Regions from separate parts of the Mus musculus genome. Here region 1 is linked to region 2. The links are chromatin loops, found by intact Hi-C in ENCODE. Cell type or tissue: heart. All regions are shown on one strand. Links, peaks and the distances in the headings refer to the core of each region. The heading gives the core; the rest is flanking DNA.

The links. Peaks named below come from ENCODE experiments on the same cell type or tissue, not always from the same donor. Only the 100,000 strongest peaks of a DNase experiment are listed, where the experiment ranks them.
Region 1: a loop joins it to region 2, with 2.9 times the contacts of the local background. A loop is called at or near these places in 4 of 42 quality-filtered maps.

The regions. Positions count from the first base shown.
Region 1 is chr1:51,264,317-51,275,534 of GRCm38, reverse strand. All of the region lies in intron 2 of 9330175M20Rik (RIKEN cDNA 9330175M20 gene), which reads left to right. Among named protein-coding and RNA genes, the nearest start is that of Cavin2, 19 kb to the left of the region's middle. In heart, for the core only: CTCF peaks have their summits at 4,739 and 7,887; DNase peaks (open chromatin) are centred at 5,174 and 8,104; H3K4me3 peaks cover 541 bases; H3K27ac peaks cover 3,945 bases.
Region 2 is chr1:51,102,394-51,113,611 of GRCm38, reverse strand. All of the region lies in intron 5 of Tmeff2 (transmembrane protein with EGF-like and two follistatin-like domains 2), which reads right to left. Among named protein-coding and RNA genes, the nearest start is that of Tmeff2, 180 kb to the right of the region's middle. In heart, for the core only: no CTCF peak of the experiment used is centred there; a DNase peak (open chromatin) is centred at 7,011; H3K27ac peaks cover 726 bases.

The DNA of each region.
Region 1 (11,218 bases), core at 1,393-9,392, 160 kb before region 2:
AAAATAAATAAATGAATTTTTAAAAGGGGTGATTAAAGCAGCCTCTGGGTGGTTTTCTTAGTCACACAGACAGTGAAAGCCATTGGAAGATGGAAATGATAGCAAGTGGTCAAGAGAGCCACTTACAGCTGCTGCTGGACTAGGCTTGGGGGATGGAGGGGTAGAAAGGTCAGAGTCAAGCACAAGCCGAGGAGAAGCTGAGCTGGCAAAGATGAAAAGGCTTCCTGGGAGAGTGAATAGTCCCGTGCCTGGACACGCTGCGGAAGGAAACTGGATGGGGAACCACAGCTGGTCCCCAACATGCATACTACTCAAGGGTTTATCAGAGTAGCAGCATCCGCAAGATCCAATTCTTCAATTTGTGGGTCCAGAAATGTAATCTTACTCATGCTTCCATGATAAAATTTTGGGAAAGTTGACTTACTTTGTCTGGATTCACTGGGGAACCATTTATGAGCTATGCTTATCCATATTACTCAACAGGAGATAGTGTTGTCTGGCATCCCAAACTCTGTCTGTGATTGTTCCCTCTGTGCTGGCTCATGTGGTAGAAGCTGAGAAGGTGCTGGAACAGCACAACACAGATATCCAAAGATGTCTTTGAGGTGCCACTAACTGGACACATTCACACCTTGGGCATGTTTACACGTGTTCTCCAATGCTTGGCTAAGGGGTTTTCATGAACCTCTAGTGAAAATGCCTAAAAGAAAAGCAATGAATTCATCACACTAAAAACTTTTAATTTATAAGAGTGTACTTTATTTGGTGATCATATCACTGCTTTTTTAAAAGTTTGTGTGTGTGTGTGTGTGTGTGTGTGTGCACGTGTGTGTTTGTATGTTCTTAAGACAGAGTCTTTGATATCCCAGGGTGGCTTTGAACATCTAATTGTCCTGTCTCTACTTCCCAAATATTGGAATTACACTAGTTCATTGTTACTTTTATTTTAAACATTTTGACTTTGGGGAATAAAAATCCTACTACCTTAATGATATTTTAAGTTTGACAGAGTAAAAATACTGTTCCTAAGATTTCCCATTTTGACGGTAATTTATGGTAGCACAAAATACAAAATTCTGTGACTTAGGAAATGGGAGATCAGTATACCAACTGCTTTAAAACAGATCCACAAAGGGCAACATTTCAAAAACTATATGCTTAGTAACAGGAACATAAACATATATTTAGAATTTTACAGAATAAATAATCTTATAAAACAATATTAAACCTTGCCTCATACAACAGACCAACCCTTCTTGTTGGAAATCTCAGCCAGAATCTAATAATGCGATTTTGTGACCTGCTAATGGACCACAACCCACAACTTGGAAAGCACTGCGGGAGACCCCAGGCCTCCCTTCCCCACAGACTCAGTAAACACAGACAGGTGCTTCCTTTGGGGATCTGCCTTTCCACATTCCAGAGCACATCCCTTGCATTGGCTGAATGTGCTGTGGGTAGTTACAGTCTAACCGATTCAAGATTCAAAGACAGGAGGCTTCTCTACTTAACCAAAGTAAAGTATGCCCTTTGGGTATGTCCCTGCCACCTCGCCAAGGCCGAGAATTACAGGACTTCATTTAGACCAGAAGACTCTTCCTTTTCTTGCCATAAGAGGACCTCCCCTGGTCTCATTAGCCTCACATTTACAAAATACTTCTTTCAATAGGTTATTTTGCAGGCTACTGAGCCACGCTGGTTTTAATTGATTCTATTAACTTCAATTGTGAAGCATGACATTTGAATTACAAGTCAGAGTTGAAATTGTAAGAGGAGAGCAGGAGGGCTCACCTTAACCCAACCCCCACCCCCAACACCAACCAAGCCCTGAGAGATTTAGAGTCCACCCGGAAGGAAGAAAGGCAACTCAAACTAATTAAAGAAATTCACGATTAAGGATGAGTTAAAAATGTCCAAATATAATTAGTTTGGCTATACAAATTTGCCACAGGAAAAGAGAACAGAAAATATGTCAGGCACATTTGCAGCAATTACGGATTGCTTTTGGATCAAAGGGCACAGGAGCATAGGGTGGTGGCTCACAGTGTGGGCTGTGGGGCCAGACTGGCTGCGGTCAAATCCATGTACTAATGTCTTAGGACAGGGGGACTCAACCTCAGGGTTCTTAGCCTCTCTGATAGTCTGTTAGAAGTGAAAAGCGAAATGAGAGACAATAGCAGCAACTGCACAGAACTACCCTGTGGCTTACAGAGCTTGCCCAGCACATGGCACATTGAGGATGCTCAATTTATTTTAGTCATTATTATATTGTGCTGTAACAAGTTGCTGACAACCTGGGGCTTAGAGTCATTCTCTTGGATTCAAGTTCCTGCTCCAATCCTTACAATTTGTACTGGGGGGGGGGGGGGAGGCTGGGGCTGGGGAAGACATCAAGTCTTTTAAATCAATCACAAATCTCTTTATTAAAAATAGTGATAATAATACTATCATATTGTTGAATGTTTCATGGGTTTAGGCACACCACATAGTGTATTTTACACAGAGCTCTGGAAGTACTGGAATCTAGCCAAAACCTGCCAAAGCTACCTCACTTTTGCTATGTTTATTGTTACTGCAGTTCTGTTGCGTTTGTAATAATGCAGACCCTAATGTATCCATCAGTGGTCCGGGCTGAGCACAGTTTAGTTGTTCTTTATTGTTATGTCTTCCTCATAGGGAAAAACATTCCACCAAAAGAATGAAATCAACACCAACCTTTAAACCCAGCTGGCATATTCCCAACTCATTAGCTGTCCTTTTGCGTTTCCATTGTGCAAAGTACTGTGTTCTACAAGGAGCATGCTTGCCTGGCAGAGGTGGAAGAAAAGCCAAATTTAAAAGGCTACTATAATTAGAACCTTTGCTAATGGCACTTAAACTGATTAATGTCCGATAGTGCCCACTCTACTGAAGCATATTTTTTAGGCAGTTATACTTTTCTATTAAATTAAATCTTCATTAAATGAATGAGCTTGTGGGACAGTGTCTCCACGAAAGCCTTGGAGTTAATTCTGTAATGATATGGCCACCAACGTGGAGGGCCGTCTCTGTTGCCACTTCCTTCTTCCTGGATGTTCTTTCCGTTTATCTCCTGTGGCTGACTTTTGGATTGGAGTATACTCCTCCTTGGCTGCCCTCCCCATCCACTCTCTCTATATTCTACCAGCTGGATTTTTTTCTGTTGCACATACCATATCATTTGTTGGGATACTGTTGTGAATTTACAAGAAAGTTGTTGCTCATGTTCCCCAGGGAATTTAAAGCTCCACGAAGGCGAGTTTTTTGTCTATTTCTCTGTATCATCATCATCATCATCACCATCACCATCATCATCATCATCAACAACAACAATGACAACAAAGCACAACAAGTTACCACACACTCAGCAGTTTAAAAAACACACATTTCCGGACTGGAGAGTTGGCTCTACAGTTACCTACAGTTAAGAGTATTGCTGTGCAGAGGGTGTTAGCTTACAGGCAATTCTGCTAAGCTCCTCCCCAGGGATCTAGTTTACATAATCACCTGCCCCCCTTACCTGTGGCTGCCAGGGGCGGAGTGAGGTAAGTGGGGGCGAGGGGAGGTGCATATAAAAGGACTACCCGTTCTCTTTCTGTTTTCCCATGTATTCTGGATAGTCTCTCCCCTTTCTGTCCTTCTCTGTGCCCCATCCTCTTCTCTGCCCTCATGACTCTGCTCCCATCTGTCTGTATACATGTCCACTTGTCTGGCTCTTCCCCATTTTCAGGTTCTCACTCCTTTCCCCTCAAATAAACCCCTTTATACAAGATCTGTCGCATAGTGTAATTTCTCAGGGGGACACCTGGACATGGGCCTACCGGCTACCTCCTTGCCATACTATATTTCATAACAGGATCTTGCTTTTGTTCTCCATACTCCTGTCAGTTGGCTCACAATTGTTGGTAGCGGCTGTGGGGACCAGACAACTGTAGCCTCCACAGGCCTCTGCACTCACATGCATTCGCCAACCCCACCCCCAACACATAGTTGAAAATCTTTAAAAGGGCGTGCATAGATGGGCTGTTTCAACTCATTTTCAAGGGCAAGTGCAGGCTTTCACCAGGTAGAAATCAAGAAGTGGGGTAGACTCCCATCTAATCTGTGATAAGGTATCTTCTAACAGCTTTCAGTTTCCTGTGGGTGTGTCACTGAAGTTTGATTATGGCTGTCAGCTGGAGTAGGAGAACATGGGAAGTTTTCAAGAGGTTTCAAGGAGACATCAGGCTTTGGATTTCCTCTACATTTGGATTTCAGTTCTACCCATTGCTTGCATCAGGCAGATCTAATTTATATGGGCTTCGGAGCTAAAGAAATTTTACAAGCTCTCTTGGAAATAGAAAATAACAAAGTGAGTTATGGAGTCTTGACCTATTCAAATAGTGGGTCACAAGTTTAATCGTCACCAGTTTCACAAGAAGTCCCTCTCTCCTGCCACCCTGCTAAGGAGAGGCATGAGCCCTTTCTGAGGCACAGACTTCTCAGTTGTAAAATGAAGATAGTAAGTACCATATTTTAAGACATGGCAGTGGGGAAAATGTTGAGCCAGATTAACCAATACATTCTTCAAGTTAGTTATTTTTGCAACCTTTTAAAATCACAGTTTTCACTATCATGATCATTTTACAGATGAGGGAGCTAGAAAGAAATACTAGAAAACTTGCTTTACTTAGAGCAAACAAACAAACAACAAACCGGGGAGCTGAACGCCTAGGCCAGAGTGTCCTCTCCTAAGCCCTTCGCGGATACACCCTGCACATTCCTTCCACAACACTTCTGTCCCCGTGTTTAGTGTTGGCACAAAGCTGTACTCATCATCCCCAGCACTTACTCCAGGGCAATTTAAAAACAAAAGTGGCCTGAGCAGCAGGCATAAGCTGGCTGAGTTTAATCTTCTTATTCATTTTTATATACAACCTAATGGGGTGAATCAAAAAGCTACAACTAGCAAAGCCAGCATGCTGATATTTGTGGATTTTTCTAATTGGAAATCTTGGTTTTTTTTTACTTCATCTGGGACAAGAGATTGGCTTAGAAACAAAGACAGTTCAGTGTAATATCTTTTGGGAGTGAGTCCCAGGATCCCATCTGTGCAGATTCTGTTATGGACATTAGGTTTTCCTGGGAAAAGTCTGGGGAGTCAGTCTCAGGGGTAGAGTCTGCCCCTTGAAAAAGCTCACTGGGTGACAGAGGCTGGCTCTGTTCCATTCCATTATAGCTCCCCATGTGTGAGAATCTCTGTTATCTTGCTCTGGAAGAACTGTGTCTTGGAGTTCATTTTTAACCCTTTAAAAAGTTAAAGTTGTCTGAGATGCACTTGAACTTCTCCTTCATGCCACACTGCTTCTCTTTTTACTTAGTCACTGGGACTCTGCCGTATAAGATTGGTTGGTACAGAACCCCAACAGGTTAGTCTTTACAACTAACGTAGTATAAAAGAGGAACACTATTTCACTCAGAAAGTGCTCTATGTCTTTGACCTGTGACCCTGCATACAATGTCCAAGTATTTTTTCATGTCTCTAGTTTTCAACTATGGTTCACTATACACTTATTATGAAACCATCAAAGAAAATCAATAGAGTAATCGGATTGAATCTTTGCATGTGCTGGCCCTGCACCTCACTTGCTACATCCCCAAATTGCTTACTGGGTAGTTTTCAATGTATGTGCAAATAATAAATGTAAGGCTTGGGGTGCCACGATTAGAAGAACACAACGTTTATTCAGAAGGTTTGACCACCTTATAGTTACTATTTGTGTCTTACTATTCTGTGATGTTGTATCTTAGCTGCCAGCTTGAATGTTTATAGAATCAATAGAATGACAAGCTGCTGGGTACATCTGTGAGGGATTTTCTCACCGAGTCATTTTAAATGTAAAGACCTCCCCTAAATATGGGCATCACCTTTCCATTGAAGCCCAGATAAAAGATGGAAGAAGGAAGATCTGCTTTTGCCTGCTTTCCTTCCAGGACAGTTCATCTACCCTGTTGCTGCTACTGCAGCATCTTTTAGATTCCTTTTCTGATGACAGAACTCCGCTTCTTCAGGCTTTTAGTGTAGACCAAGAGCGAATGGCTCCCAAAGAATCCTTCATTGTTAGACTGCGTAGGCCATACCTGGTCGTCTGAGTGGTAGCGATGGAGAAGCTGGGGGCCTCCTCGGGACTCTGCTCCTTCCTCTGCTGCACCTTGTGCTCTGGCAGGAGTTTGGTCTGCGACTGTAGTCTCATATCCCAGGTTATGCTGGGTCCCCAGAAGTGCAGCTTCCCAACCTCACAGGGAGGAGATCTGCATTGGCAGCAGGACTCAACTCATTTGTCCTGGTCTTTGAACATCTTGCAAACTCTGCTGGTGGCACAGATCAAAGGTACGCCACACTGGAAAATCTCCTCCTAGCCTGAGTTAAGATTATTATAGTGTTAAATTCTCAAGAGATACAAAGAAGCAAGCACCAGACATGGGGCATAACCAAGTCTTTGTGAACTCCTTTGGCATAATGTAAAAAGACATGAAAGGGACGTCTTGGGTGGTAAAATGCCAACAGGAGAAGTTTCAAATCTACATGAATCTAAATATTATCTTCCTCTGAGGCTACTTACTTGAAACCATCACTGTATTACTCTGAGTACTGTTATCTTGTCATCATGCTGTTGGTTGTGTTCTACATTCTTGCAGAATAGTATTAAGGGTGTCTAGGAATAATCTAGTCTCAGAATTGCATGTAGACGGAGCAGTGATTCTTAGCCACATTATTTATTTGACAAATTACATTAGGCACTGTTTAATGCACTTGGGATAACTCAATAAACATGACAGGCAAAAATCAGAAAAAAAATCCTTGCCCTCATGACCTGCATGCTTAGTTGAACATATGTGATAAAATGCAGGCAAGATTCTATACTTACCACTGAACCACAAGTAGCTTAGTACTTTGCCTGTGGGATCAGCCATTCACATTATACAGGGAGTAGAGTGCCTCCTGAGAGAGTCAAAGTTATGCTGCAGGCTGGCCTGTCAAACAAGAGAAGTTTTGCAAGGCCTCTCTTAAAACATGCCTGGAAGAAACCTTCTATGCTTCTACACATTCCAAATGTGACACACCTTTCATCTGGAGCTGGGCTGTGTCACCAGTGCAGTCATACAGCCATCACAATGCCAGTTTCCCTGAGTAGTGTGTTCACAGTGCCTGCCAGAGTCACCGCGTTCATTGATTTTTCTCAAAACAAGACTCCAAAGCAGCTAAGGAAATAAAGTAAGACAAACAAATGAACTGAGAGGAAGCCCATGGTCCCATTTCCAGGAGTAGCAAGCAGTTCATCACTCTATTCAATAGTAAGAAGAAGGAGTTTATGCATAGACTCTAGACAAACTAGGGAGAATTGATTGCCATTGCTTAGGAGACTTGGAAGGTAAATACTTAAGCTTGGATTTGAAATGTCTGTTAACATACACATAATCCATGCTACTCCGTGTCCTGTGCAGATGTGCCTATGTGTGCTTTATGAATAGGAGGTGCCAGCTGTGGGTCGGGAGAATGTGAAATATTCCCAGGCGCCAGTACCCATAATCTCTCAGATGCTTTATAAATGCATGAAATGCTTCTTGGGCTGTTTTTTTTTTTTTTTTTTTTTTTTTTTTTTTTTTTTTTAAGTCTCTGAAATAGCCAAAGCTGTTGTAAAATCACAGGGAGCCAGACAGCTTACAGTCAACAGCAAATCAAAGGGGACTCCTCTGTGTCAGTTTTTACTAATAGCCATGGGGGGAATGTATTGAATCTGCCAAATCTGTATTTGATATCCTGTTACCAAAACCTGCCTGCATAATAAACTTCTGCCTTTCTACCCTTTATTTCGCCACCTCATGGCCACATTAGAGGTTGGTAAACCCCTCAGGACAGGAGATGGCTTTCAGCATAGGCTGGAGCAGTTCACAGAGCACACTTGATCTGTGTTCCTCCTTAGAGTCCCAACATACTGAGTCCTGACATCAGAAGTGATTTCTGTCAGTTCTAATGTGCCTGAGAAATTTCTTTCAAGGCAGTTTCCTCTTCTAACACATCCCTGGGGAAGTTCCCTTGGGGGCCGTGAGGCAACAGTGGAATGTGACTATGATAAGGCATTACCATGCTTAGGAGTTCTGTATGAAAAGCAGCGCACTGCATCTGTTGTTTTCCTTATTTAGGGTTCATTTCACACTGAATGATACTGGAACACTACCCAGGACTCTGCCTTGACTCCCCTGCAGTCTTGTTCTTCCTCCTCAATGACGGCAGATCCCGAAACACTTAGTGACATATGGCAGCCTTGCTGAAGAATACTGAATGCCATGCATTTGCTTTCGGGCTCTGAAGTGCTGCTTTCCATTTTGGGCATCATATTTCTTAAAGTGATACTGACCAAGTGGAACTCTCTGTGTCTGGAATCCCGTTCGGGAACAGGGTAGGTCGAACCCTAGTCTCTGAACAACTAGTACATCCACAGCAGGGGGCCAAAGGGATGGATGCGTAGCAGCATTTCAGGAGAAACTATTCAAAGAAATGGGAGGTGTTCAAGCCTAAAATGGTCAATTATTATTATTGTGTTTTAGAAGGAGGTCATAGCCATAATTCAAGTGTTTGAGAAGTTGCCAAATATGAATGCAGTTTATTTCTACAGTTTCAAAGGTAAACAGATTTTCACTCTATATAAAGCAGATTGTTCTGCTAGAAACAGCTATGTCATGACAAAACATATGTACACAAGAAACACACAAACAAGCTAACAAAACAACAACAACAAGAAACAAGCTCCTGTAGATTTAGAGACCTCCTGCACAGTCTGTATACTCTTTCCTTTCCCCATTTCTAACCTGGGAATCAACTCTGAGGCCAAAGGCATGATAGATAAGTGTTCTACTATCAACTATACTCCCAGCCTCTGTAATTTTGTGAATTAAAAATTTCTTGCTTAACTAGGCATGGTGACATACCTCTTTAATCACAGTACTCAGGAAGCAGAAGCAGACAGGTCTCTGAGTTTGGGCCAGCCTGATCTACAGAGCACGTTCCAGTACAGCCAGGGATACACAGAGCAAACCTGCACTGAAAAAACAAAATAACTTTTTGCTCAATTTTCATTTTGACAGAGAATTGACAAAAGGCTTGGGGGAAATCTCTTTTTCCATGAGCATACTAAGGTATCCTGCCTTCTTAATAATGGTGGCCTTACTGTGTTTAGGGCCACAGTCTTAAATGGAGGAAAGCTCACAACAGCAGCTAAGCATCCTGCTCCTTATCATAGCCTGTACAACTGTTGAAGGTCTGGCTGAGGTTGGATATTACTCTGCTTGCTTAAGAGCTAATCTCTCAGTTTTCCTGCCATGAATGGAATGCTATTTCCTCTGATAACAATGTTCTGCTTTCTCTTGGGAACCACACCTCTCTCCTGCCAGTCCTCTTGTCAAGGATCCTAGTCTTTGTCAGGCACGCTGGAGTGGGAACGCACTAAGGCTTGGTCAGTCCCCTCAGTCTTGGAATCTGAGTGTTGAGTGTTATCCTAGAAGTACAGAGCAAGGGTGGGGGCTGTTTCTCTATACCCCTGGGAAGCAAATGCTGTTTAGTCCATGTTTCCTAGACTCGCCTGCAGATGGCAACTTGATGGCGTGTGTTGTATATGTCTGTTGCATAGCATATTGTTTGATTGTTAGGAGTTTGTATCAAGATCTAGAATGTGTGATCTTGCATGTTTTGAGAGAGAAGAGAGAATGATATGCATGCAGTATGTACAATCAAGTATTTTTTTTTTGGAGAGTTTTCCAGGGGCTTGTTTTACTAAGAGGCCCAAGGGTGTGAGAATTCCTGTTTCCTGAAGTGTTGGGAAGTGAAGGTCAAAAACTGGCCGTGCTTCAAGTTCTGAGACAATACCATACAATTTCAAAGCTGCTGTTTGTGTGTGCGTGCAAATGTGTGTGTACAGAACCCAGGAAGAAAGGCAGTCTCTAAAAATTTGCTTTGAAAAATGCCAAAACTCTGAGCTGCATGTTTGAGATCTCTCTGTTTTGATGAAACCTGTCTCTTTGGTAAACACAAGGCACAGTAGGGCCTGCGTCCTCCTGCCCTGCAATTGAACTTTTGTTCAAATCAGCAACTTCCCTCACCTTGGCTGTTGAACTGCCCTTTGTGGTAACACTCACAAGTGAACTGGCAAGAAACCATGGAAAGAAAGGGTGTGCTGGAGTGGATTGCATTTTTCCTGAACACGCTGAAATATCAGGATGTATGGACTATGAGTCAGCACTTTCTGTTGGAAACTTTCATGACCTTTACAGAGTAGGCCAAATTCCTCCCAAGCTGTGCTTCTTCACACCCCAGTGCATGACAGCAAAGGGGCAAATCCGAGGGAGGCACCAGCAGATTCCTGTTTTTTTCTTGCAATCTGTTCCTTGTTATTGTCTTTTTTTTTTTTTTTAATTTTTTTTTCAACACACTTTGCTTCCCAGGATAGCACTAATAGAAGATGTGAGAGAGACTAGCATCATGTTTGAACGCAGAGCACTGTTAGAGTCAGGACAATAGGAGATGGAACCGGGTTTTGTCAAGGATTTAGATGTGTGTCTAGGGAAGAAGGCCACATTCAAAATTGTGACCCCTAGGCATTTCACAAGCTGGAATTTGATGAGCTACACCAGAGAACCAGGGAAAAAATATAGTAGTGATTTGACTGGGGGGCACTTTTTAGAGGGCCAAAGAGGCCATGCAGAATCTCTGTAGGTGCCATGATTTTGAACAATGTCAGAGAAGATTTTTAACTCTTAGGAAAAACTTTATTTTGCATAAACTACACTCCTGCTCCTTGTCCTCTTCCTCCTCTTCCTCCTCCACCACCACCTCCTATTCTTCATATTTGTGTGTGTGTGTGTGTGTGTGTGTGTGTGTGTGTGTGTGTGTGTGTATGTATGTATGTGTATTAGGATAAAGGACAACTTTGTGATGTCATTTCTGCCCTTCCATATTTATATGGGTTCCAGAGATCTCACTCAGAATCACGAGGTTTGTGTGGCAAACACTCTACGCTCTTCAACACACATGGTTTAAGCAGTGTGAAGTAAGGAGGAAGAGGGGAAAACTTCCTAGAACGAAACTTTGAGTTGAAGTGCTTAGTTTTTGGAAAGTTTGGATAGCCAGACCTGATGGTATGTGCTATTTAATCACAGACCTCTG
Region 2 (11,218 bases), core at 2,262-10,261:
CAAGAAAAGTGTTTCTTCATACACATAATAAATATTCATTAATTTTTGTTAAATACTTAGCTCATAATGGATGTGAAGTGATTTTTTTAATAAATAGAGTGTCTACATGTATAAGCTATTAGATATTTTGGTGCACAATCAGCAGACCAGATCAAACTCTCTGTATTAGGTGAAATGGGTTAGATTAAATATAATGATGAAATTTGTGTCCTAAGGATTGATGTTCATTAACTATTGTGAATGGGAAAGATATTCCACACTCTAAGAGCTCTATTCTGAATAAAGCACAAGTAATTAGCCTTTTAATTAATCTTTTATTTTAGATTTAACTTTTACTTGCCTTTCCATATGGGTGTTGATCATGTTTGAGCTATGAACATGAGTGCAGATAGCCGTGAGTGCAGGTGGCTATGGTGGCCAGAAGAGGACATCCGACCCAATGAACCTAGAGTTTCAGGCAGTTATAATCCCCTATGGTAAGTGCTGGAAACTGACCTTCTGACCAGGAAGCAGGCCTTCTTGGCAAGCTCTGTCTATGCTCCTAACTGCAGACTCTCTCTGTATATTCTCACATTAATATTTGTATTATACAATTATAGTTTTGTAGTTGCTGTGGTTTTACTATTATGTTCAGAATAGTTAAGGTTCTGTTTGAACCTTCTTATTCTGAATAAAATCTCAACAAGCCTTGCTTCTTTTAACATTTACATAGTTTGTTCTAACTTTGTTGCTTCTCTCTTGAGATCAGCTATCCAGCAAAGTATGTATGTCAGGAGGGAAGGACTGAAGGACTGTCTGCTCTAACCCTTGACTGGTCAGCACTTTCTTTATCTCCAGGCTACTTTGTATGTGTCTGATTTCACTAATTTGCTTTGGTTGGTTAAATTTATATTTATATCAGTAGATCCATTTCATTTCAGAGATTTACAAATAGCTACTGAACGCTGAATAAACTCAGGCTTGATTTGGTTGACAGGACTTTACGTGGGTTCAAATATTTACATAGAACAGGGGGAATGTTCACCAATTTATTGCTCATATCCTACACAACTATTACTAAATAATGAATTGCAGATAAAGGTTTGTTAAATATTGAAAAAGACACTTTGAAGTGAAAACCCCGCATTTCACAGGCATTATTTGCATGTTGACTGTGTGTCTGGAAACTGTCAAGAGAATGTATGCTCTGCAGCACACACAGTCAAGAATGCAGTGAGTGGCTCTGCAGCACACACAGTCAAGAATGCAGTGAGTGGCTCTGTAGCACACACAGTCAAGAATGCAGTGAGTGGCTCTGCAGCACACACACACAGTCAAGAATGCAGTGAGTGGCTCTGCAGCACACACACACAGTCAAGAATGCAGTGAGTGGCTCTGCAGCACACACAGTCAAGAATGCAGTGAGTGGCTCTGCAGCACACACAGTCAAGAATGCAGTGAGTGGCTCTGCAGCACACACAGTCAAGAATGCAGTGAGTGGCTCTGCAGCACACACAGTCAAGAATGCAGTGAGTGGCTCTGCAGCACACACACACAGTCAAGAATGCAGTGAGTGGCTCTGCAGCACACACAGTCAAGAATGCAGTGAGTGGCAGGCCCTCAGTGCTGCTTTTCACTCAGTAAGAGCTGTTAGCACCAGCATTGCTATCGTCCTCCCATTCACACTGGACCACATCACATAGCATGCTGCTAAGGCTAGCTAGAGTTAATATTACACACTGGGCTATATTTTGAACTTATATCCATTAAAATATATACATATAAGACCTAAAAACAGTATGTGTGGTTTTTCAATGGTGTATTTCTACTGCAGAAGGACATTAAATGGTTCAATGCCTTTATAGATGCTGTCTTTGAAGATTTTTGCATGGCTGAAAAGGATTTAGATGCTTAATACAGGCTTTAAATGCTCACTCTATCATGACCCATTTGGATATAGACTCCATATTCAGATTTAAAATATTGTGTGATTCAAGCCTAAGATGTGACTTAAAATGCTCAGATTATATATGTATATAGTAATAGTATAATAGATATACATATTATATATTAAAGTCCAAAGACTGATCACAGTTGTGATAATGGCTTTAAATAGTTGTAAACTCAAGACTGCTAAACATAATCCAGTTTGAAGGACTCATATTAAAGAAATCCCTACTAAATATAAATGCAGTCGTGCTGTTTTACAGAATAATGTGTATAATGGAAACACTGATATTAAACATTCAAAAAGAGTGGCACATAGAGGACGGCTCCTTGCCAGCAGACGGCACTCACCATTGTACCTGCTATACTCAAGAGAGTGGAGTCAGAGCTCTGAGTTAAGCAGTGAGAGCCCAGCTGCTTTTTGCCCAAGAACAGTGAGTACCAGCATCACTTAAGGTTGCTGCATCTCACTATACAGTAAAGCAATGCCATAGTTCAAGCGGTGGTAGCTTCAGCTAACTGAAGTGTAGGTTTACAAGTCATAGTTAGTGGAAGGTTTCACAAGAGACATTTAGTATGAATATGACCAATAAAGGTTCTATGCAGGGGTGAACTGATACATGGAGTCCACAGAGGTCAACTGATATATGCACATGCAAGCCTTACAGAAAGTTATTCACTTTATAAGTTCTAAAGATGGCCTTAATTGGAGGATGATGATGTTATAATTTTTGAAGCTAAAGACCTTACCACATGAGAGAATTTGGTTTTATTTAGAGAAATTGTCATCAACAGTTTTAATAATGTTAACCCTGTGTGTTACATTGCTGGTCGGCAAGGCAAGATATGCCCACCAATGCAATGGTAGCAAGTATTATCGGAGTAACCAATCACTTTCTGGTTGGAACTAAGGCTCACCTGATAGGAGAGAACTCATGTCTAGTACAGTAAACCTAGTCAAAAGCCCATGCCCGGGGAGGTCGTAGACTCTAGTATGAAAATATAGATGCTTTGGTTTGTTGTTTGTTTTTCTAAAAGAACATGATGTACCTATAAAATTGCCATCTAAACAAGGATGTTTATCCTTATAGATTTTTACTGCTGAAAGTTTTGGTCAGAGAAATTTTGTTTTGCAGTGGGTCACAATAATTGTGGAGACTTGTGGTTTGCTAAGATACTGAGAATAAGTGACTGCTAAGTGTTCAACCATACCTGGGGCATCTATCAGATTCCAGCCGAAGTTCAGGAAACACTGTAGAAGAGTGGTAGAAAGGATTTACGGGCAGGGTGAGGTGGACTGTTGTCTTCTGGTCATGACTTGGCTACTTCCGTCAGGAACTCACAGATACAGTGATTAATATGATTGAGACTATGGACATTCAGTCTTGGAGAGGGAAGTGAGTTATAAGGCCCTACTCTTTTATAAGAATCCATAGGCAGTTCTTTATAGATTTTGGATATTAGCCGTCTATTGGATATGAGGTTAGTGAAGACTTTTTCCCAATCTGTAGGTTACTGATTTGTCTTATTGACTATGTCCTTTGCCTTACAGAAGCTTTCCAGTTTCATGAAGTACCACTTATCAATTCTTGATCTTAGAACTTGTGCCATTGGAACTCTGTTTAGGAAATTTCTGCCTATGCCAATGGGTTCAAGGCTCTTTCCCACGTTCTCTTCTATTATATTCAGTGTATCTGGTTTGATGTTGAGGTCCTTGACCCACTTGGACTTGAGGTTTGTACAAGGTGACAATTATGGGTCTATTTTCATTATTCTACATACAGACAGCCAGTTAGACCAGCACCATTTATTGAAGATGCTTTCTTTTGTCCCATTGTATATTTTTGGGGTCTTTGTGAAAAATTAAGTGACCATACATGTGTCGTTTTATTTCTGGGTCTTCAATTCTTTTTCATTGGTCAATGTGTCTGTCTCTGTACCAATACCATGCAGTTTTTAATCATTATTGCTCTGTAGTATAGTTTGAACTCAGGGATGGTGATTCCCCCAGAAGTTATTTTATTGTTAAGAATTGTTTTTGCTCTTCTGTTTCTTTTTTTTTTTTCCTTTCCAGATGAATTTGAGAATTGCTCTTTCAATGTCTTTGAAGACTTGTGTTGGGATTTTGATGGGGATTTCATTGGATCTATAGTGGAAGGGACTAGTTAGAAATAGGAATCAGGTCAGTAGGAGTGTGAAAGGATCAAGAGAGAGGAATATATTGAGTCCCACTAACATGTATAATCAATACTATATAATCAACACTAACATGTACAACAACAACAATAACAAAAGTGAAATAGAGAACTTGTGCATGGATCACAGATGACAGAATCTTACAGATTAGCTTAATTCTGCTAAATTTGTTTGAAATAAACAATAAATATAAGGACATAAGAAGCTGCACTAAAATAGTCACATTAACTGGTAAATATATGTCTGCCCTTTTTCATTAACAATTCATAATTAGGTAAGATTGGTGAGGGTCATTTACATTGAGATCTTTTTGTATCATACAGTTCAACCACTGGCTGCCCCAGACTTTTCACCATCTGCACAACACACTCCAATGACTAATACCATTTTAGTCCTATGTTTCACCAACTGAAACCTGAACTGTAAATAGTATTACTTACTCTGGGTCATAGCAAGCCCCTCTCCCCACTGAGCAAATAAATGAACCTAGGATCTCTCCCCCATGGCTTTCTTCAGTCACGTGCTTTTAGTAACAACTTACTAGAAGACCTGAGGAAAAATTCAGCCTTTCTCTGTATCAGACAGAGGATGAGAATCAAAGCCCAAAAGACACACACTTCAACTGCAGTGAGACAAACATGGTAAACTGGGTTTTCCTAAGTTTTATCAAATGTTGCATTTTCTAATTAGGTAATGAGGAAGCAGGGTAGACATATAACAAATGAAAATTACAACGATATATATTTTTGTATTTTCATTCATTCAGACATTTCTTAAGATCTAATATATGGTATCTGTTTTTAAAATAAAGTTGAGTAACACTACTGTACAGCTAGGAAGAGAGGGAAAATAGTATTTTGGAGGCAAATATAAGGCTTTGTTTAGTTGAATCCTGAGTAGGTCTTAGTTGAACATAAAATGATGACATATCTTCTAGCTAGTAGAGCATGCTAGTGCCCAAGAGTAGAAGCCTGAAGCTTTCACCATGGAGCTATAGGTGACTCAGTGCAGTTCTTGGAAAGGACTGCAGTAGGGCTGCCGTAATGGGTGGAGACAGATCGGGATGCAGGTTTTGGACCATCATCTAAAGGTGCACAAGGTTTTGAAGAATGGATTCAGAAAGTGACAGGCAGAGACATCTTTCTGGTTATGAAATGCCATCAGTCAGGAGTGGATGGAAAGGACTGAGACTATTAACTTCAAAAGCAACATGGTCCTTCTCTCAAGCCTAACACAGCCTCTCACCTCTCTGGTCTCACTTTCTTCTCTGCTACCTAAGAGTCTCTGATGAAGATGGCCTCTGGCTTATTTACTCAAAGCAGGGCACAAGTGGGAGCAGGGATTTTACTCTGATTCTGTGAGGATAAGTTCTATCAAAGTCTGTAAAAATGCAAGCCTCAGTAAATTAGTTTCCGTTTCTCTAAGATTCTAAGATTTTTTATTCTTAGACAACTAAACACATTTTTTTTCCTAATTGGCAAAAATCATCCAAGATGGCCAGTAGGGAATATTTTACATAACCATGTCAGAAGTTTTACTCAGCAAAAAGTTAAAGTGGATCAACATTTTCCCTTTGCATCTAGTTCCTTCCTATTATACTGTTTCTCTTTATCTGTATGTGCTGTAAATAACTCTTTCCTGACTCTTCTTCCCCTCGGTCTTGCCTTGCAAATGTTTTTCTTTATTCACTGTCATCTGGGAACATTTAATCTTGTGTACTTGTCTTTCTCTATCTCCTTTTATCATCCTCAATTATTGTTTAAAGGGGAACTTGATTAGCTTTGTCCCGGTAAACTGGCCTCCTGTTGCTGGTCATGGCAGCTGAAAGTCAGCTACCAATGGTGCTAGACTTGGTTTTCCCTTTCTTTACTTCTCCTGTGGAGTCCCCCCCAATTTCTCAATAATGTAAGTGTAAAGCTCCGAGCCACCACACTCACAGGGAGAGAAGTGTATTTAAGCATCCCAAAGAGAAGGGTGTGAAATTCATGCATGGATTGGCAGAAGTGCATTGCTCATGATTATACACAGATGGTGCTCTGTGGCCACTCATGATATTTTCTCTAGGTAGTTTCATAATCTTAATGAAATAGCCAGGATAAATCTTTTAATTATTTCGTTATATTTATATAATCAAATTGACTTATCCTAACTACAATATTATCAATGATATTACACAGCAGAACAGTTTACAAACACATACTATGTTTAGAAGGCAAAACAAAACCTTCTTTGAAACGGTTTTGTATCTCTTGAATTGATAATATAAACAAAGTGAATGAAGCCAAAGTATGTATATATTCACGGGATATTTTCTGCTCATCATTAGATGACCATAACTTATAATGTCCCTAAACATTACTCAGAGGGTTGCCATTCTATCAATTGTCGTACGGAAAGTGACAGCTTTAGAGAAAGAGAAATTGTATGTAGTGTCACTTTTAAAATGTTTACTTTTGCAACTGGCAAAACATGCAAGCTGTTAATAAACTGTTCACTCTTAACAGTAGAATGACTGTTAGTCCTATCAGGCCCATTGCCACTTAAATAAGCTGTACAGAATTTATTTATCCCTTTGGCCCATAGTGTCCTCACACACACAAATGAATAGGCATTCTCATTTGGTTTTGGCTAAACAATTTATGTTAACACAAAAAACATACTGGATAGCAGGAAATTAACTTTGACTTAATTCTGAGCTTAAGGAAGGAAAAACCAACAGTACCAGAATGGGTGTGCATTTAGAAAAAATAATGAATGTCGGTATAAAAATAGCTTTGAAAATTTGTTTTCCGAATTGCTTCCTTCCTCTGCAGTGATGATCATAGCAGGTTCCAGACACCACAGTTTAAAGTGTTGGCTTTGTTCATTTCTGCCTCAGGGTGCTTGTGCTTTGGCCTGGTTTTTCATGATGCTGCACCTATATTAAAGTGTGTGCGGTTTTCTCCCCTGAGATAAGAAGGTACTATGGGGCTGCTGGGTGGCGATTCAACAGGACAGATAGGTTAATTAAATAATATAATATGGTGCAAACTCCAGATGATCAGAATACCACATGGAGAACTGGTTGTGCATAATGAGAATTATTTTAAAGGCCTGTGCATTCTATATTATGAAAAAGATTTGTGATAATTATACTATTTTCCTTGATCTTCCCGAGAGTGTTCTCTTTGGAAGTGTGTCTGAGCAACTGCACACTGAAATAGTAGGTTTTACATTCTGCTTCTAGGAAACTGTTCTGTCAGGAGCTCAACCAAGATGCTCTGTTGCTAAAAATAAAATAATAACAGATTTTTCTAAACTCTGATTAAAAACAAGTTAGGAAAAATACAGTATTCCTTGAATTTCAAGCTTCTTTTTCTGTCATTTCTTCAGTTTGTCTACTGACATATACTAGGAAGGATGACAAAATGAAGGAGCCCAGAGGACACACCCTATGAGGCAAACCTTGTCATGACAGCTCTCAGATGCACACTCTCATCACTATATGTGAACAATCCTATTTCTGCAGCCATATTTCCTCTTAATTCTTTTAATTTAATTTTTTATATAAAATTTTAATAATATTATAGTTTTCAAGTGTGTAGGTACATAAACCCAACTGAAAAACATTGAAATAAAATGCTATTGCTTACTAGTTTATGTTTCTGAATATAAATAGCAAGAATTTTAAAAATAAAACTGGGAAAAAAAATCTGACGGCCAGGCTTATATTCTCCAGGTTTAAGAAATATGGTAAGGTACACAAAGAAGTGAGAAAATACATTATCCCATGTCTGCCTTGGCAGAGTTATTTTCAACAAGTAAGTGATACTATTAATGGCTGCATATCTAATTTAACTGGGGACCTTGAAGATGGCCTCTAGTTTGCATTCCATTAAGAGTTTTTAATAAGATTTCAACAAAAATAATAATAAAAGCATCCCACTTCACCTTCGCTTCTCCTTAACAATTCAAAGTATCAATTATAATATAACCTTCATTTGACTTGCAACCATCCCTGTACTCTCAACAGCGTATTAAATTGTGTGCCAACGCTTAAAGTGCAAAATAAATGTCTTGCTTTATCTTGTAACTTTAGTTCCATTTTAAAGTGACCTCTCAAATGTCTAACACTCAACTACACTTTCTGTAAAAAACAATTTTTCTAAACACTGGGCATTTTTAAAAGCTGGAAGATTCATTTTACCCAATCTTCAAGTGACACAGCCTCTCCATGCATTCTCTCGCTTTTAATGTGCTCACAGGAATGCTATTCTTGGGATGGCACAACTGCTCTCTGTCTGCAAGCCATATCTAGGGAGTCCTGACCCCAGGGCTCACAGAAAAAAATAGGCTGAAGCCTGGTATCAAAGAAAGGCAAGACTTACAGAAGCTTCCAGAACTCGGCCCTCCTTTAAAGAGGAGCAGAGATTAATAAAGGAAACAAAAGAATTTGAAAGATTAAGAAAAATGAGAGCATCCAGGAAAAGCCAGAGGTGAAAACAGGAAACCACGTGACATTCTGAAACAGATTTCAGAGCTCTTAGGAGGGTCTCTCACACCCATGCTTCCTGAGATGATCAGCAATAAGCGGTAAGTCTGTTTCCCCAGCTGCATTTCCCAGTGTGCTGCAGAGGATTACATGAAAGTGTCTGAGGTTTTACCCACAGGGGCTGTTTATGGAGGAAGAGGCCTTCTTCTTCCCCTGGAGCCCCTTAATGCCTGCAAAATAGCAGCACAGGGGTGTGATGTTTCTGGAAGACCAGCTGAGGCAGTTTGTCTGGAGGGCTATGAATGTCTTGGTAATTTTTTTTTAAAATAACTTACTATGTAGAAAAAATACATACAGAATTTGTATTTTGCTTCCCAGACTGGACCTTGGAGACAACCACTTATACACAGTGACCTACGACACTCAAAAGAAAGGTGACACAAATAAGTGACTGCAGTACAAGTAGTACCCATATAAGCCGGTGTGGTGGCACACGCCTTTAATCCCAGCACTCAGGAGGCAGAGGCAAGCGGATTTCTGAGTTCGAGGCTAGCATGGTCTACAAAAGTGAGTTCCAGGACAGCCAGAGCTATATAGAGAAACCCTGTCTCAAAAAACCAAAAACCAAAAACCAAACCAAAACAAAACAAAGAAACAAAATAAAACCAAGTAGTACCCATATGAAATGATTTATACACCATTTTCTTTAATTATTTTAGAAACAAGATATATCTTTTTTTTTTTTTTTTCCATTTTTTATTAGGTATTTAACTCATTTACATTTCCAATGCTATACCAAAAGTCCCCCATATCCACCCACCCCCACTCCCCTGCCCACCCACTCACCCTTTTTGGCCCTGGTATTCCCCTGTACTGGGGCATATAAAGTTTGCAAGTCCAATGGGCCTCTCTTTCCAGTGATGGCCGACTAGGCCATCTTTTGATATATATGCAGCTAGAGTCAAGAGCTCCGGGGTACTGGTTAGCTCATAATGTTGTTCCACCTATAGGGTTGCAGATCCCTTTAGCTCCTTGGCTACTTTCTCTAGCTCCTCCATTGGGAGCCCTATGATCCATCCATTAGCTGACTGTGAGCATCCACTTCTGTGTTTGCTGGGCCCCGGCATAGTCTCACAAGAGACAGCTACATCTGCGTCCTTTCAATAAAATCTTGCTAGTGTATGCAATGGTGTCAGCGTTTGGATGCTGATTATGGGGTGGATCCCTGGCTATGGCAGTCTCTACATGGTCCATCCTTTCATCTCAGCTCCAAACTCCGTCTCTGTAACTCCTTCCATGGGTGTTTTGTTCCCAAATCTAAGGAGGGGCATAGTGTCCACACTTCAGTCTTCATTCTCCTTGAGTTTCATGTGTTTAGCAAATTATATCTTATATCTTGGGTATCCTAGGTTTGGGGCTAATATCCACTTATCAGTGAATACATATTGTGTGAGTTTCTTTGTGAATGTGTTACCTCACTCAGGATGATGCCCTCCAGGTCCATCCATTTGGCTAGGAATTTCATAAATTCATTCTTTTTAATAGCTGAGTAGTACTCCATTGTGTAGATGTACCACATTTTCTGTATCCATTCCTCTGTTGAGGGGCATCTAGGTTCTTTCCAGCTTCTGGCTATTATAAATAAGGCTGCTATGAACATAGTGGAGCATGTGTCCTTCTTACCTGTTGGGGCATCTTCTGGATATATGCCCAGGAGAGGTATTGCTGGATCCTCCGGTAGTACTATGTCCAGTTTTCTGAGGAACCGCCAGACTGATTTCCAGAGTGGTTGTACAAGCCTGCACTCCCACCAACAATGGGGGAGTGTTCCTCTTTCTCCACATCCTCGCCAGCATCTGCTGTCACCTGAATTTTTGATCTTAGCCATTCTGACTGGTGTGAGGTGGAATCTCAGGGTTGTTTTGATTTGCATTTCCCTGATGATTAAGGATGTTGAACATTTTTTCAAGTGCTTCTCTGCCATTCGGTATTCCTCAGGTGAGAATTCTTTGTTCAGTTCTGAGCCCCATTTTTTAATGGGGTTATTTGATTTTCTGAAGTCCACCTTCTTGAGTTCTTTATATATGTTGGATATTAGTCCCCTATCTGATTTAGGATAGGTAAAGATCCTTTCCCAATCTGTTGGTGGTCTTTTTGTCTTATTGATGGTGTCTTTTGCCTTGCAGAAACTTTGGAGTTTCATTAGGTCCCATTTGTCGATTCTCGATCTTACAGCACAAGCCATTGCTGTTCTGTTCAGGAATTTTTCCCCTGTGCCCATATCTTCAAGGCTTTTCCCCACTTTCTCCTCTATAAGTTTCAGTGTCTCTGGTTTTATGTGAAGTTCCTTGATCCACTTAGATTTGACCTTAGTACAAGGAGATAAGTATGGATCGATTCGCATTCTTCTACATGATAACAACCAGTTGTGCCAGCACCAATTGTTGAAAATGCTGTCTTTCTTCCACTGGATGGTTTTAGCTCCAGAAACAAGATATATCTTGACTGTGTGTGACATGCATCTTCATAAAAAAGGGACTGAACTATTTTTTTTAAAAATAATTATTTAACTAATAGATGAAGTTAATAAGTTGGGTACCTGGCAAACAAAAGCCAAAGACGTAC